Regions from separate parts of the Homo sapiens genome. Here region 2 is linked to region 1. A link is an interaction called in ENCODE POLR2A ChIA-PET data of the cell type or tissue named here. Cell type or tissue: B cell. All regions are shown on one strand. Each heading gives the region's core, and the rest is flanking DNA. Links, peaks and the distances in the headings are about the cores only. Region 1 overlaps RAD51B (RAD51 paralog B). Region 2 overlaps RAD51B-AS1 (RAD51B antisense RNA 1).

Region 1 (8,522 bases), core at 287-8,286:
TCATCACAACTTGGGAAGAAGACTATAGGTATATTTTCCTCTGAGGCAATCAAGAGACTTGAAAACTATACTCTTAAAATAACACATGAAATACTATTATAATTTATAAACAGACTCAACACAGTCTGGTTTCTAACTGACGCTTCATGGGGTTTTCCTGCTGCTTTGCTCCATGGGAAAGACTGAGTCTTCTGATGCTCAGTACTAAATTTGTGTAAGAGCAATTTGCACAGTGTTTAGGACAAGGGCTTTGGAATCAGACCTGAACTTAGATCCTGGGCTCTACCATTTACTCGCTGTGTGACATGGAGCAAGCTTCATAGTCTCTCTGGGTATGATAATACTTAGCTCACATGGTTCTGAGGATTCAGCTGGATAACGCACAGGTAGTCCTTAGCACAGTACCCGGCCTATGGAAAATGTTACCCCACCACTGTCATTAGTTATCCTTTGCTGATTTATACCTTGCTTGTTTAGCTATAAAACCCATGCCTGATTCCCTTTTATACAGCATATAGGCCACTACTGACAAATAACAAATATTTGCTGTCAATATGTTCAAAAGCAATAACAATTTAATTGAAAGTACATATGCTATTTTTGCTATTTCCCTAAAATAAGGCTTATTGAAAACACGCAACACACCCCCAACACCACCAATTACAATGCAAGACCAGAGTGGGATTCTTGGACAAAGGAAAAGATAGATATTTTTAATGGTCATGATTAGGTCTGAAGCCAGGAATAGACAGAATCCAACTTAATCAGCTTCTCTCGAGGAAGAAGAATACCATCCACCTATTAGAAGGAACAAGAAACCCTATATTTGTATAAAGTAACTTCTGTCTCAACTCAACTTTATATATGAGAGAATGCTTACTCCCAAAGCTTCTTTGCATTGCCCTCTTAACTGTATGCTGCTTACAGAGGTGCACCTGTATAGGAAATGGCACCTCATATAGTGTCACATAGACCTTGAGTCCCATTTTTAATGCCTTCCCACAAGGAAAAATAGGGAGAAAAATTAAGATCTTTAAAAAAGAAATACGGGGTATAGATTCATAGACCACCCAGTAGGTCCTCCTTTCACAGCCAGCAAGGCATATAAGCTAGAGAAAAGAGATAGAGGGGAACCAGTTAAAGATGGGATGAACTGCTAAGGCAGAAGGCTGGGAATCAATGTCATTTTGGTCAGAAGGCAGAGGCTCCTGGCCAGGAAAATCCAACCAACACACACACAACACACACACTAATGAAAATAGATGACTTATTTCCACTAAGTATTTAAAAAGTAGCTTAAGGCAGCAAATACCTTGAGTTAAGAGAGAATAAGCAGAATTAACTGGTCATTAGTCAGAGGATTGAGCCAACTGAGCCCAACTCTCTGCCAGTCTATGTGCCCAATGCAGACCCTCTGCCTTCAGCTGACTCATCTTTCTTTAGCTAGGCTATGACTAGACTATACCCAGGCTACACCTACCCTCTGCTCAAGCTTAATGTTCCTGGCCTTTAAGGGACAATGTATATGTCAATTCTAACTTACTCTACATTGAAGGTTAGAAATATCTTTGGTGGGGTGGAAGGGGAGGGGGCCCCATGAGTAGCCATTTTGTATACTGGAGCCTTCCATGAGTACTAGAATGTACAGGTGAAGAGAAAATTGGATAGCACTGGAGACCTGAGTGGGAAATGGCCAGGCCTGAAGACACAGCCTTTGATAGAAACAGCTCATTTTACCTGACTTTTGGTGGGGGACAAAGAAGAGGGAGTTTGTGGTCAGCCAGGGATAGAATAGGTTGGAATGTGATATCTGGTCCTGTTTGGTCAGCAGAAGAGATATTCATGATCAGCAAAATAATTATTCGATATTTAAAAGTCAGATTTTTTAAGGACCCAAGAATCTGACAAACGCCATCACTGAGATTTCTGTGGGGGCAGCTGAGAGGCAAATTTTGTAATCCCCATTTTCCACCAAGTGAACTGGAGTCACCTAAGACCAATAGTACAGATGAGATAAGGGCATGCAGGCTTCCCTGCCTGCTCTCCTTCCTAAGGCAACATGGGACACAGGAGAAGAGAGAGAAACTCTCAGCTCAGATCTACTGACAGGTGACTTCTCCAGGCCTTAATGTCATGGTCTAGAGAATTCCACCTATAAAAGTAATAAACAAATAAATCTAATATCCAGAAATACACTGAAAGATGGTCAAGATGCTACACTGTAACAAGATCAATCTTGTGATAAAAGTCTTTTCAGACTCTGCTAATAAATACCATAAATCAAGTAGGTCAATGGCTTCCGCTTCTATGAAAGTCAAGTATGTGAGGCAATCTTATATGAATTTTGACAAATTTTTGGTGGTTTTCAGTGGCTCTTGATAACATGTGGTTATCATTTCCGGCGCCCACGGGAAGTTTTGAAACTAAATTTTTCATGGAACTCATGTCTCTGTGCAACAGAGTTGAAGGGGTAGGCTGGGCTAGAGGATTCACGAAGCAACCTCAGGCATCTCAGGGGCATTTCTAGCCCATAAAAACACCTGCTTCCTCCTCCCGCCCACTCCCTGGCAGAAACCTGCCACAATCTAACACACATCAGGAAGTTTCAAAATCACTTTAACTGGGCCAGGATGGCGAGGTGCAGTGATAGTCCGTCCTGATACTTCTAGCTCTCAAGTAAACAGCAGCCCCTGGATAATCTGGGTGGCCAGAGAGAGACGCAAGAAGAGAATGTGGGTGCTGAGTCTACTCACCAACCCGCCTGGCACTAAATCCAATGCTTTCAAAGTGACGAGGCTCTGCCTTTCATCAGCTCTGAAGGCACAGTTAATCTTTTTTTCCTTTTTGTACTAAAAATGGTCTCTCTGCTTAAGGCACAGCTTTAAAAATGTTACTTTTGTATCTGAAGTGATCCTAATTGCCATATATGACAGTGACCTAGCCTTTCTATCCAAACAGAGGCCTGGGATAAGTCAGAAATTCAAGTTTTAATCCTGGCTCTGTTAAGGGTTACTGAATGCCTTGCTTTTAAGGAGACAGAGACCGGAACTTTCCTGTGAGAAATTGTTCAGGTCCATTGAGTCCTTTCATCACTAAGGTTTGAGAGAAAGGCCTGGAGTGGTTTTCCCCATGCTGTCCTCCTGCTCCCCAACCATGACGGTGTCTGCCCCAACCTGTCTGCTGTGGTAGGAGCTGGAGGTGAGAAGGAGACAAGAGGAAGAAAGAGAATAAGGAAAGCAATGAGGGCAAGAGGCAGAAGGAAGAGAGTGAGAACAGGGTAGGTCCAGAAAGGCCACGCTCCCAGACGCATGCCTCTCCCCATCCCAAACCCTTCCTGTCCACATCCAGCTTTGTATAGAGATACCCAATATTTGTTACGGAGTTTGAGCGTCACAAAAACAAATGTGGTTTTAGTATTTGCTGGCTTAGTTTTGCCATGCTCTGGAAAATCAAAAATCATTCCACGATTAAAAAAAAAAAACACAAAAATAAACTTTTATCTTAGCTTCAGCTCAGAAAATATCAACTGTCAGTTCTAGAATAAAAGCTGATAAGGTTTCAATATTCCAGCCTGCCATTTCCATCTTGAAGGACTGCACAACAATTGTTTTCTGGGAAATTCTGAAAGGCTGTGGGGAATTTTTCTTGTGAAATATTTGTGGAGAAGAGGCCAAACTTCAATTTGGCTTGAAGAAAACATGGGTGTGGGAGTCAGGCAGACTTTTATTTCTGGCACTGTCACTAACCTGCTGTGCAATTCTGGGAAATTCTCCTAACCTCTCTGTACCTAAAAGTGTTGAGTCCACAAAAGATATGCAGAGAATGAATGTATAACAACTGTTAATGTAGCAGTCTGCTTAGAATAAATGTTTCATATATTTCACCCACATTAGGATGAGTGCTGTACTCAAAATTCCACCTTTGCATTGCTTATCTTCAACCTTAAGAAATCCATCCTACACAGAACCAATGGCAGTGGCCAAGGAAAAGGGGATGAAGGAGCAACTTGAAATAATTTGTGTTTATGGTGAGAATGCTTCCAATCTTAATAAGTTCATACCTCTTATTATCAGCCCTGAGGAAAACTGTCTTCTGTAGATTTCACTGTGAAATCCACAGGCAAAGCTAGAGAAACACTCTGCCTAGTAGGGGAGCCCCTAAAGAAGAGAGTGGCTCAGTCTGAGGGAATGCAGAAGGAGGAGGTGAAAAAAAATCTCCTCAGCTTTGCACAAGCACACACTCGCTCAATCACAGAGGGGGCTGACGCAAGTAGTGCTTCCGTGCTACTTTTGACCACTGAGTTCAGAAAAATGCATTGAAGTAGAATTGTGTCTGCCATTTGGCAAAAGTAAACACACAAGATAACCATGTGGCTCCCTAAGGCAGCTTTCTCTTTGGCCTACTTCTCTTGGGGTGCACATGCAAGGGGATGCAGTGGAAACTGTGGGCCGGCAGCTACCGTGCCATAGACATAGGTGTGGAGAGCTATGGTTCCACTGCTGGCTGCCCCACTGGCCCCAATGGGCTGAGGTTAGCACGTGTTGGTTCCGGATCTCAGATGGGGCCGGCAGTTGTAAAGAGGCCACAAACAGCAAGCTAGTGTGCTGTTTCCACCTTCAGCCCAACCCCGACGGCATCCTGTCAGTGATCTTGGGCCCACTGCAGGAAATAACATGCACAATTGGTGAACTGTGACAATGCAGCCACAGTGGCTTCCAGTGGTGTATTCGCCAACTGTGTGCAATTTTGCAGTTAGTATGAGGCCAAAAAAGTCTCTGGCCAGCTAGAACCTGGAAGAGAACAAGGCCAATGGTCAGATGACTCTGAGGTTCACATGGATGTGGAAGAAACTATCCTACCAGCCTTCTGCTGCACTGTACGTGTCCTGTGGCCAAGTTGCTTTGGTGTGTAGTTGGGTATCCTTGCCTGCTACCTGATCACTGCCCACTGAGTCCCATAGAAAGGCAGAGGAGGTGAATTTCCAGCAGCTCCCCGAGTTTCTGCTGACCTTTTTAGGTGTTTTTATTACCTGTGGTGCTTTCTATTCATGTGTACTCCTGGGCTCTGGGGATTCCCCTCCCTTTGATTTACAAGGAGGATTAGAAAGACACAGCTTTGTGATCGGTCCCTCACAGACGGCTGGTATTAAGTGATTTCCCCTTCTTAGACTCATTTGAGGCCAAGAAAACAGTTCTGTTGAATCACTTGCTCCTTGGAGGTATGAAAATAGGGCACTTGGGGGAGTCCAACCTGATAAATACCAACATTGATACCCTTCAGCCTCAGCTACACTTCCAGTGGCATATAGTAGAGCGGAGTTGAAGCAGAGGAGTCTCGGGTCCCCCCCAGCCTCTGAGAAACCTCCAGTGGAGAGTAAGCAACTCTGGGCTTACTGCTTGTATTTCTGTGCCACCAGCACAAATGGCATCCTAACCACCAAGGGCTCTCCAAACTCACTGCCTGGAGAGGTGCAACCAATTCTATCTCCAGAGTGAATCTGTAGCATAAAATGGGAGCAAAGGCCACTCACTATGTATTGAAACAGAGGTCACAAGGTCTGCCTAGGAACAAATTTCCAAGTTAGCCACCTCATCAGATATGCTCTTGAACAAAAGTTATTTATTTGATGTCCTCAAGGAAGGGATATTGTGTAAGGTGTTATTTTTAAAAGGAGGGGTGGGGGCAGCTGAAGCAATGCTGTCTGTGTCTGTACTTAAAGAAATGACATCAATATAGACACACAATAATAACCTACAATTAAACAGACTCAACACAGGAGACACACATAAGAAGAACAAGTCCAGAACAAATATATTGAAATGGCTAAATATTTACATGGTAAGTAGGGGCAGGCTTCCTCCCACGGTGATGCCCTTGGAGTGGAGATCTTCTATCATGGTTACTAACATTCAAACTCCCAATCATGTGGTACAAGCCCGTTAAAAAGGATGTCCTGAGGCTGGGCATGGTGGCTCATGCCTGTAATCCCAGCATTTTGGGAGGCCGAGGCAGGTGGACCACCTGAGATCAGGAGTTCAAGACCAGCCTGGCCAACATGGTGAAACCCTGTCTCTACTAAAACTACAAAAAATTAGTCAGGCGTTGTGGTGCGTGCCTGTAATCCCAGCTACTGGGGAGGCTGAGGCAGGAGAATCGCTTGAACCCAGGAGGTGGAGGTTACAGTGAGCTAAGGTCACGCCATTGCACTCCAGCCTAGGCAACAAGAGCAAAACTCCATCTCAAAAGAAAAAAAAAAAAAAAAGGATGTCCTGGCCAAAGGCAGATCACACTTGAGGCACAAGCCCTACTGCCAGATGCCAAACAGGTTTTTAGTCTCTGATACTGGCTTGGAAATGGCCTCCTGGAACACTGTCCAAATGGGAAACGTGAGGCTTTCAGGACTCAAGAGTCGCTAGAGAGGAAGGTGAGGCATATATGCTGTGCACTGGCTAAACCTGCCCAGTACAACTGCATGTGGGTGCTAGACCATAGTTTTTCTCCCTCATTTTCAGGTAGCTATTTGTCGCCTCTCATATGACATCATTAATAAGAATAACCATGTCATTTTACACGTATATGGTACTTTATACTTTTCAGGGTATGTTCACAGAATGGTCTTAGCTGATCCTCAATGCAGAGTGAGGGGAGCTGGGAAGTGACTGAAGCAGCTGTCCTGGGTTAGGAGGGTGGACTCTGGAGTCAGATCCCCTGGGCTTCCAGCTCAGCTCCACTGCCTACTAGTTGTAGATTATTTATTCCACACCTACTCAGGTAGATTAGTTAATGTCTCTGTGCCTCACTTTCTTCAACTGTATAATTGGCATAGCAATCTTACCTATTTAAGGATAAATGAGTTAGCATATAAAGCACTTAAGACAGTGCCTAACACATATTAATATTATCCTTTTACTTATTATTCTATTGCGTTCAATTATTCCAATAGGAAAACCAAGGCTTATAACATTCTCGTTCTAATTTCTCTATTTCTCATGGTTTACCCACCCCAAATGCCCCAGTCTGAAATAGCCTCCTTTACTCTGTAAGTTTCCATCTTTGAGGGGCCAGTTCAAATCCTACCTTTTCCATGATATCTTTGCTAACTATTCTAGCCCTAACTTTTCTCTCACTTCTTAATACTCATACTTTACTTCTTTTTCTTCTATTTTTTTTTTCATTTTTTTTTGAGACAGGCTCTTGCTCTGCCATCCAGACTAAACTGCAGTAGTGCAATCACGGCTCACTGCAGCCTTGAACTCCTGAGCTCAAGCGTTCCTCCCACCTCAGACACAAGAGGAGCTGGGAACAGAGGCATGCACCACCACACCCGGCCAATGTTTTATTTTTTGTAGAGACGGAGTTTCCCTATGTTCCCAGCCCAGGCTGGTCTCAAACTCCAAGGGTCAAGTGATCCTCCTGCCTTGGCCTCCCAAAGTGCTGGGTTTACAGGTGTGAGCCACCTTGCCCTAGATAATACCCTGACTTTAGAATCAATACCAAGTAACTTAGTACAAGACTTTTTATGTCATTTGTGTTATCCTTCTCTCTCTATGGTGCACATTTCATGAGATTTTATGTGTTTCTACATCTCTAACCCTATTCTAAAGGAGTGAAGGAGGAAGAGAGGAAACTCACGTTCACTAAGCATTTCCTATGTGTCAGACCCCTACCAATTGCTTGAGTTGTGTTGGCTTATTTTATCCTCACAACTCAGTGAGGTAAACGTTATCATCCTGGTTGTAAAGATGAGGAAACTGAGGTTCAAGAAGTTGAGGTATTTTTTGAGATCAAATAGCTGGCACATGGGAGCACCAGACGCAGACCTGGTCTACCTGGCTCTCTAGTCTATCACATAAAAAGGTTCTCAATATGAAAACTCATGGTCCCACGGATATTTGTGGATTAATTTCCTCAGAATAAGGCATTCACTGATATCAGATTAACCAAGTCCCATTTGTTTAATGCAAAATCATTCATAAAGAAAAAACTGTACAAAATGTTTAAGTATAAAACAAATTTTGAGTAGCAAGAAGAAACCAGTCAACTGTTAGAATTCTGTTTGTTAGAGTTGGAAACACTGAGTCTTCAGGCAGGAGGAACCATGCTCCAGTAGGTCCGGCAAGGGAAAGGACACAGACTCCTGGGTTCTATTTCTGTCTTGGCCACCAACCACTCTGCTAATATTTTCACTTCTGCTGAAATGTGATGACGAGAGTTTCAGAAGATTGGTTGTCACATAAGAACAGAATAAGAGCAGGCAGTTAGCTGGTTAAATGTGGAAGAGCCACAAACAACACTGGGATCTGGAATAGGAGTTCACAGGTGGGAAAAATTCCATTTGGGCATTTGTCTTCTCAGTTTCATTTCAACGCACAGAGAGCAGCATGGGTCTGGAACCAGTCTTAAATATACGTGATGATAGTATCTGTGTTTTCAAATGCATACCTCTAAAACTAAAGGTCTTTAGTTTAAGAAATATTTTCTTGTTTTTCCTATTTGAAATGATATTTGTATTTATTTTTCGG
Region 2 (8,522 bases), core at 84-8,083, 350 kb before region 1:
GTTATATTTAGGCTAGCAGGGACATCAATCTAAAGCTCTTTAAAAATAAAGTTCTGTTTCAGCTGGATCCCCAAGAAGGTCCCCACCCACTCCTAATAAGAAGCTCATTCGCCTCCTCCAGTCCCCCAGTCTCAATTACAGACCCTTCACGTGGCCTACACATGTGTGAATGTGTGAGTTAGGATGTCAGCTCACAGTTGCCCTCCTTGACCCAGTTCAAAAAAGGATTTCTCTCCTCTTCCAGGCCTTCCTTCACTGGCCTTCTCTCCTTTCTCTCCCGAGGGACATTGTGACTTTGAGGCCTCTTACCTCTGCAAACTAGCCAGGAGAAAAGCTGTGACTGAAGAAACTGCCTCCTCCAAAGTTTCTGGGCCCTGCCCTTCACAGGGCAATGTTCCCAGCTATGGTAAGAAGCAAAGAGAAGACAAAGACCAAAGCCTGAGGCAGAAGGTGAGGTTTGCAGTTGTGCTAAAATGTGCTGTGGGGGCCTCTAAATGAATGGTCCCAGCAGGCTGCCTGTGTGTGCAAGTGTGTGTGTTTGTGTGTGTGTGTATGTGAAGAGGTCCTCATGAACGCCTGACCGACCCTTCCTACTCCTGAACTCGGCCGCCACAGCCCTGGTTCTTTTCCATCCCCACTGATGAAACGCTTCTTTATGTCTTATTCACATCCTGTCTTGACTACCACAATTGTCTCCTTGCCGGGCCCACATGTCTCTCATCACCAATGGGATCCAAATGTTGCTGACAAAATAATCTTGCTGCCTTTGTGCTGCAATCACATTCCCTCACTTCTGCAAATTCTTCTCCGTCTCCCCATTACTAGGGGAATCACATACAAAGACCACCATCTCGCTCTGCCTCTCCTACCAGCTTGTTCTCATCCTCTGGCTGTTTCTAAGCTCAGAGATCTTTCAGGCCTGCCCAGGATGGCTGGAACAAACTCCTCATACTATTTATTCAGTCAGCAAATGTTTACGAAGTCCGAGTGAGGTGGCTCATGCTTGCAATCCCGGAAATTTGAGAGGCTAAAGTGGGAGGATCGCTTGAGGCCAGGAGTTCAAGACCAGCCTGGACAACATAGCAAGAGCCCATCTCTACACAAAATTAAAAAATTAGCCAGGTGTGATGGCCATGGTTATAGTCCCAGCTACTCTGGAGGCTGAGGTGGGAGGATCACTTGAAGCCGGGAGTTTGAGGCTGCAGTGAGCTATGATTGCACCACTGCACTCTAGCCTGAGCAATGGAGCAAGACCCTGTCTGAAAAAAAAAGTTTGTTAAGAGTGACGGGCACTCTTTCTAGGCACTGGGGAAGTAGCAAGAAACAAAGCTGAGGACAGCAATCAACAAATAAAAACAAAATAGAATGTCAAGAATTATAAGTGCTCTGAAGAAAATCAAAGCAGAGACAGGGGCTAGAGAGCAACTATTCCACAAGGTGGTCAACGAAGGGCTCTCCCAAGAGGCCTGGAATCTACTTCCCCACCTTCCCTCATGCAGGGCTTGCTTGGGGCCGCCGTCCTCCTGCTTTGCCAGAGGACTCCCCTCCCAGCCTGCTCTTGTATGTGTTTATCTTGATTTGAAGATCAGGGAGGCGCTGGGCATGTCTGCTTCAGCAGGAGACCTGTTACATTATTAACTCATTCAAGACTCACTAGGACTGGGAGACATCAAGCACATATACAAACCTCCGAACACAAACTCTGTTCTTTTCCAATGCCTGGTCCAGAACATGAATGGCCATTTAAATATGGATTTTTTTTTTTTTTTTTTTTTTTGAGACTGAGTCTCACTCTGTTGCCCAGGCTGGAGTGCAGTGGCACAATCTCCGCTCACTGCAACCTCCGCCTCCTGGGTTCAAGCGATTCTTCTGCCTCAGCCTTCCGAGTAGCCGGGACTACAGGTGCCTGCCACCATGCCCAGCTAATTTTTGTATTTTTAGTAGAGACGTGGTTTCACCATGTTGGCCAGGCTGGTCTCGAACTCCTGACCTCAAATGATCCACCCACCTCAGCCTCCCTATGTGTTGAGATGACACGTGTGAGCCACCACGCCCAGCCTTAAATATGGTATCCGATTGACTAGTGAACACTTATCTGAATGTCCTGTCAAAGGCTGAATTGTGTCTCCTGTTCTCTGGAATCAGAGGGTGTCTACTGGCAGTGATCACCCAAAGCTGACTCTGTCTACCCCAGTCGGGCCTCCCCTTCTTCAGACAAAGTACAGTGGATCCATGACATGGATGTTTGGTGACAATCAGCATTAGCTTCACTTTTAAACAGTCCATGGAAAAAAGCACTCACGGCTGGAGGCCTCAATGGACAATTTTATTAGCAGGTGAAATGACTGCCATTAAATTAGTAGCAATTAAAACTGCTATCACTTAAAAAAAAAAATGCTGTGTCCTATGTGTTTTCCTCCCTGGGAGGGGAAAGGCAAGGAGAGGTAGCAAGATGATGGCTAGATCTCCACTTAGACTCAGAGCAAAGTTGTAAATTGCTCTTCTTCTCAAAGGGTCTCTCTCTAGCAGCCAGCTCAACTATGCCCATCAGAGTTTGTCCTTGCCCTAGGTTCTTAGTGTGGTCTGTCTAGATCTGCCCTATCTAATACAATAGCCACTAGCCCAGGGGCAACTGAGCATTTGAAATGTGGCTAGTCAGAATCAATATATACTCTGGATATTGAAGACTAAGTACAAAGAAGTGAAGGTGAAATACCTCACAAATAATTTTTATATTGGTAACAAGTTAAAATATTTTGGGGTTTAATAAAATATAGTATATATTAATTATATTAAATAACTATGATATAAATTAGATTTCAAATAAAATATATCCTTAAAATTAATTTCATCTGTTTATTTTTACAGATGTGTGGCTATCAGAAAATTTAAAATGACACGTGTAGCTTGCATTTGTGGCTTGCATTACATTTCTATTGAAAATCGCTGAGTTAGCATCACATCTCTGGTTTTTAAACATAGTTTAAAGCAGTTCCATTTGGCTCACTAGAAATTTTACACAGAGCACCCTCCACTATATAAAGCAGGTAAAAGTGGAGTTGCCCAGGTTGAAGGGGGTGGATATTTGCAGGAAAAGGAAGTTGGGGGTGCATGGCATGGGGCTGAGGAGCCCCATCCATTAGCAGGAGACTGTTAGGCTCATCTATTATTGGATCGGATCACCCATTCATTTGAAATTGAGGGGGGGATACTCAGAGGCCCCCATTCAATCACCCTAAGTGGAATCTGATCATTATCTTGGGATAAACATTCCAAATGGAAGGTGAGTGCTGGAAGATAAGGAAGATAAGGAAACCATATGGCCCTGTCACCGGAGGCTCCCAGAGTCTTATTTTTGAAAGGATTAATGCATCCAAAGGGGGATCATCATAGTTCCATTTCTTGAGGCAGGCCCCAGAGCCTCGTTTATGGATGTGAACTGTCCCAGTCAGAAAGGACTAGGATTCAGGATGCATTCCTCTACCCTCTACCTTTTCCTCCTCCCTCATACTCTGTCCATCTCCCTTCACACCAAAGCCCCCCAAGCTGGTGTAAATGAATCCCCAATCTCTAAACTGTACTCAGCATCCCAGGCCTACGGAGTTGGGGTCCTGGATCTCCTTCTCCCTTGATCTAGCACCATTTCCAGAGGCTCCACCTCCGTCTCACCCCCACCCCATTACTGGCTGACTAGTGGTGGCCGCCAAGGTGGTATACGGGGGAGAGGCATTTTCCAGGCAGGGGTGGGAGGGTTTCGGTGGCTCTGTAGGGACTGTGGAGCCAGTGGCAGGCTGAGAATCCCAGCCACTGGGGGAGGGCAGGTAATATGAGCCCTGGAGAAAGGGATCTGGGGCTAAGGGGAGTGGGAGGCAAAGGCGACGGGCTTTTGAGCACGTTCTCTCCTCCCCACATCACAAGGCACTTCATCCTTCATTCCTCTGGCATTGCCGTTCTTGCACAGCTGTTCTCTGACCCACAACTGGAGACTGTTGAAGGCATTCGGTTTAGGTACAAAAATGGATGCTCTAAGCAGAGGAGGTGACTTTGGGATGGTGTACTAGTAATCATTGATAACAGTAATAATACAAAGAATAACCAGTATGTATTGAGGGCTCATTCTGTGCGAGTGCTTACCTTGATTACCTTGTTGAATCCTCAGTAACTCTACGAGGTAGGTGCCATTTTACCCAGGAGGAAACTGAGGCTCAGAGAGGCTAAGTAACTTGCCCAAGTTTGCACAGTTAGGAAGAGCTGATGGCAGGAGTCCAACTCAAGAGGCTGTACCTTGGAGCCCAGATTCTTGATGCAGACAGGAGGCCAGAACTTGCTTATTCCTGTCAAACTTCAGCAGTCTTGGTCAGTGACAAGCAACTGGAAGACAGTTGCCAAACTCTCTCTGTGCACATTTTGGATGGGCCCAAGGTAACTTGGGCAGTTGCTTCTGGCTACCACCCAAGTGAGCCTGAGCTGTGGTCTCATACCTCACTTGCTGGAACAATCCAAGCCCACTGTTGTCCAAACAGCCCTGGCCAAAAAGAGGCCACTCCCTTACCTCTGTCCTCCAGGACGGTCACATCTTAGGGCGAGGTAGGAACAACAATGGGTGTGTGTGGGTGGGGGTAGCCCCACGAGCTCCAGCCCACAGGCTTCCCTGCTTCAGGATCGCCCTGGCTGGTGGCCTGGGTTTCGGGCTTTTCTGTGCTCTGAGCACATCTAAACATTTGGAGAAAAACAAGAAAGCGAACAATAGACTCTTGTGGGCTGGAGAACAGAGCTAACTTCCCCCAGGGACTAGAGCACTGTTCATAAACTGCCCCAGCTGCACTCTCACGGTCAGGATGTCACTGGAGCCTTGCTGAATTACAGCCTTGTCCTCTCCAGGGGTGGGCTGCGGACTCCTGTTATACATCGTGGGGGGAATGCGAATGCAGTGGGGGAGCCAGCCGTTTGGGGGAAGGCGTATTCTCCTGCTTGAATTTTAAGAAATCACATAAAAAATATGCATCCGAGCCTTGGCGTTGTAGCTCTGCCAAGTCATCCCCTGACAGACATGTCCCGATCACAGCTGTTTGCCTCACAGGAAAAGAATCAGGTTTCTGTCAAGTGGACTCTGGGCACAGCCCCAGAGAGTTTCATGGGGTCCCAAGGACCTGGAGAGTCTGTGGAACTAACTTGTGTGGAGAGCAGTTTAGCCAGGAGGCAATGGCATTGGTGTCCTCAAAAAGAGGCCCAGGGCTGGGTGTGGTGGCTCATGCCTATAATCCCAGCACTTCAGCACTTTGGGAGGCCAAGACAGGAGGATCACTTGAGCCCATGTGTTCAAGACCAGCCTGGGCAAGATGGTGAGAACCCCTCTCTCCAAAAAAAAAAAAAAAAAAAAAAAAAAAAAAAGAAAAAGAAAAAGAAAAAAGAAAAAATTAGCTGGGCATGGTGGTGTGTGCTTACAGTACCAGCTACTCAGGAGGCTGGGGTGGGAGGATCACTTGAGCCTGGGTGGTCAAGGCTGCAGTGAGCTGTGATCGTACCACTGCACTCCAGCCTGGGCAACAGAGCAAGGCCCTGACTGTAAAACATAAAGACCCACTGGTCATTGCGCTGAGTAGGGTGGGCATGGTGGGCCAACGGTGGGTTTGTTGGAGCTGGCTCCCCTCAGGCTTTTTGGACAGTTGCTTCCCATCGTCACAGCCAAGGGCAGCAGGGGCATGGTGTGTTAGGTCAAGAATAAGTTGGTGAGTGGACGGGTGCAAAACAGAGCTCAGACACCCTCCTCATTCACAGCTGGCCTGGCGGGGCCAACCAGGCCCCATAAGGCTAAATCCCTCGATCCGGAGCTCCCGGCCTCCATCCCCAGGACCCTAGACAACTTGTGAGGGATGTCCCCGTCTGGATGGCATCCCTGGAAAAGGCTGCAGTGTTTCTAAAGAGGCTGTTCAGACATCACATCACAGTCCCAGACGGCCGAGCGGCTCCTGTGCTCACTTGGCCGCTCTCCCTGAGAAACACTTTGGATCAGAGAGTGCTTCTAGGTTGTTTTTCCCTGAAGAAGTGGTAAGAATTCAGCGAGCACCCCACAGCTGAAGGAAAAGTCAGTGGCTTTACTTACTGAAAGTATCAGTAAAGAACCTCCCGGAGGATGTGAAGCTCCAGACACTAGATGGGCAAGAAGGCTCCAGATGAGGGGGCCTCGGAGGCAAAGAAAGCGGAATTTAGAAACAAATGGTTTGGCTTCTGGAGAAGAAAGAAAGAGTTTCTTGGTGTCTCAGAGGTTTAAAATGGCTGTGCTAGGTCATGCCTGGCGCATGATGCAAAGGCAAAGGTCAACAGTGTTTTGCTGAAGAGGTCTTCCTGAGAACGCAGCATTCCTTCCTGGCCTGCTTCACTCAGTAAACCCTCACTGAGGGCTCCTGGGATGCAGAGGATCGAAAGATGAACAAGAAATCTCATCTTCAAACTCTCCCAGGCCAGCCAGTGATGGTTATACAGTGTGGACAGAGCAAGAATATGAGGTGGATGGCCAGCACGCAGCGCACACACAGACACTGGAGCCTGGGGAGGCAGGAGCCTGAGCGGCGTCTTCAAGGGTGAGCCAGAGCTGGCCAGGCAGCCAAGGAGGTAGGACAGACACTCCCAGCAGAGGGAACAGACCGTGCAAAGGCTGCCAGTGACAGCATGGCCCCCAGGGAGAGCTGGGACAGTGGTAAAGGGACGAGTGCCCAAAGAGGAAAAGGTGCACCTTATACTCTTTGCTTTTAACTCCCTAAATTTTCTATATGCCGGGCACATGGGAGATTCAAAACCTTGTGGCATGAGGGCCTCTCTTGAGTCAAGTTCCATCCATTCTAGCACATTAACTAAAGGCCTGTCCCCGGCTTCCGAGCTGTAGTGACTCCCCAAGGGATCAATCTCCAGGCCACTCCCTCCTCCCATACCCTAATACTGTCCTGAAAACCCTCTGGTCCACCATGCCAGGGGCAAGCAGTACACTTGCATGTTATGAGGGACGGTTCTGTTCCCAGGAAGTGAAACAATATTATCACTGTATTTTCCTGATTTCTGGTCTCACAGTGTCTTCCCAACCCAGTCCTGGAAAACTGCTATTAAATCAATGCAGCTTTAGAATTGAGGGAATCCAGTATATCCCAACTACACCCGCCTTTTAGACACAGTCTTTGACCATATACGTCCAGAATTTCATATATGCTCCCTAATTGTATTCATTTTTTTTTAACAATTGGACACATAGTTGACAGGCTTAACTCCAGTGAGCATTTGATTGAGGCTACATAATCCCACTTTCAGCGTGCCTAATGATTTCCATCTTTGCCTCAATTATATGAGCTCTGTGAGACCTGCCCTTCTTATCATGAGAATCAGCACTTCATTTTTCCATTTCCACTTATTATTATAAAATAATAGGGCCAAAATGCCAGAAAATATTCAAATACTTGCACAAACACTGCTGAACAGTCCAAAGGTGACGCTGTTGAAATGGAGTTGTTGGCCAGCAGGCAGTATTACCACGTGATGGCTTTGAAATGTTCCTTCATCTGCCAGCCTGGGAGAGCTTGAAACCAGGGGTTGGTTCAAGGGGTTGGAATGGTGGTGGTGGTATGGGTCAATGTAGAACATACGAAAAAAAGGATGTGCCCGTAGAAGTTACCGGCCGAAGGTTGTCTGGAACGATCCCACCCTCTGAAGCTCAGGGGAGTATAAACCCTGGCACCTCCTGCCCAGATGGGCAGGCACTGCTATAGGATGAGGCTGCTGGTGAAGGTTTCTCTCCAAGCAGCTAGTATCGCATCACAAATGTGCTGAAGTAAACCTTCCAATGTCTCCAAGTCCGGAGGTGCATGGGGGGTGGGGTAGGGACGGCCATGCTATTTTATAGCTGGGGAGATTCTGCATACTCATCAGGGAAGGAGGTCAAGTTCTAGGTCACACCTTCCCAGATGTGGCTCCAGGCTGACCTGCTGCAGGGGGACTAGTGGGGGAGAAAGAGCGGGCTGCTGTCATCTACAGAGATAGGGGGTTCACTGGCCAACAGAGTGGTGAAAGGACAGTTAGTGTTGCTTGAAGAAATTCCTCCGGAGGCTCAAGAGTGCCTGGAAACAAACACCCAGGATTTCTCTGCCACTTAGCAACCCAGGCAATGGAACGTGACTTACGTCTCTAAGCTTGTGAGCACAGTCCTGGCAAACTCGGCATTCCTAGGGGCTGTACTGAGAAGAGACTCCCTCTCCTCAAAGCTACCTGAATACCAAAAACCTTTTTCCAAAGCTTCTTACTGTGGAGTCAGAATCCTCCCTGACGTGATAAGAATTTTGTGAGAAGTGGTAGGAAACCTGGTCTTTTAGTTCATGACTAGCATGTTAGAAGGGACCAAACCTGGTCATAGGGACAGGAGGCTTGGCCTCCAGGCTCGCCTCTGCCCTGTCTTTCTGAATGGCTCTGGACAAGTTCCTTCATTTGCAAAGTTAGACTGTTGGTCTATGGTGGATTAGCTTTAATACTCAAGTATTAGA

What was found. ChIA-PET counts read pairs that join two places held together with the same protein. Peaks named below come from ENCODE experiments on the same cell type or tissue, not always from the same donor. Only the 100,000 strongest peaks of a DNase experiment are listed, where the experiment ranks them.
Region 2: POLR2A ChIA-PET joins it to region 1 with 10 read pairs; 2 of 35 experiments call an interaction of 5 or more read pairs at or near these places.

The regions. Positions count from the first base shown.
Region 1 is chr14:68,279,718-68,288,239 of GRCh38, reverse strand. The region is part of intron 7 of RAD51B (RAD51 paralog B); the gene reads right to left. Among named protein-coding and RNA genes, the nearest start is that of RAD51B-AS1, 400 kb to the left of the region's middle. RefSeq lists enhancers at 2,700-2,749, 2,910-2,969, 3,020-3,069, 4,806-4,875, 8,125-8,294. In B cell, for the core only: no CTCF peak of the experiment used is centred there; DNase peaks (open chromatin) are centred at 2,529, 4,539, 5,089, 8,149 and 1 weaker place; H3K4me3 peaks cover 3,988 bases; H3K27ac peaks cover 8,000 bases.
Region 2 is chr14:68,629,838-68,638,359 of GRCh38, reverse strand. It overlaps RAD51B-AS1 (RAD51B antisense RNA 1), which reads left to right. Exons shown (of 4, transcript XR_007064220.1): 4 at 283-2,592. It also overlaps a transcript of RAD51B not described here. Among named protein-coding and RNA genes, the nearest start is that of RAD51B-AS1, 51 kb to the left of the region's middle. In B cell, for the core only: no CTCF peak of the experiment used is centred there; a DNase peak (open chromatin) is centred at 4,879; H3K4me3 peaks cover 280 bases.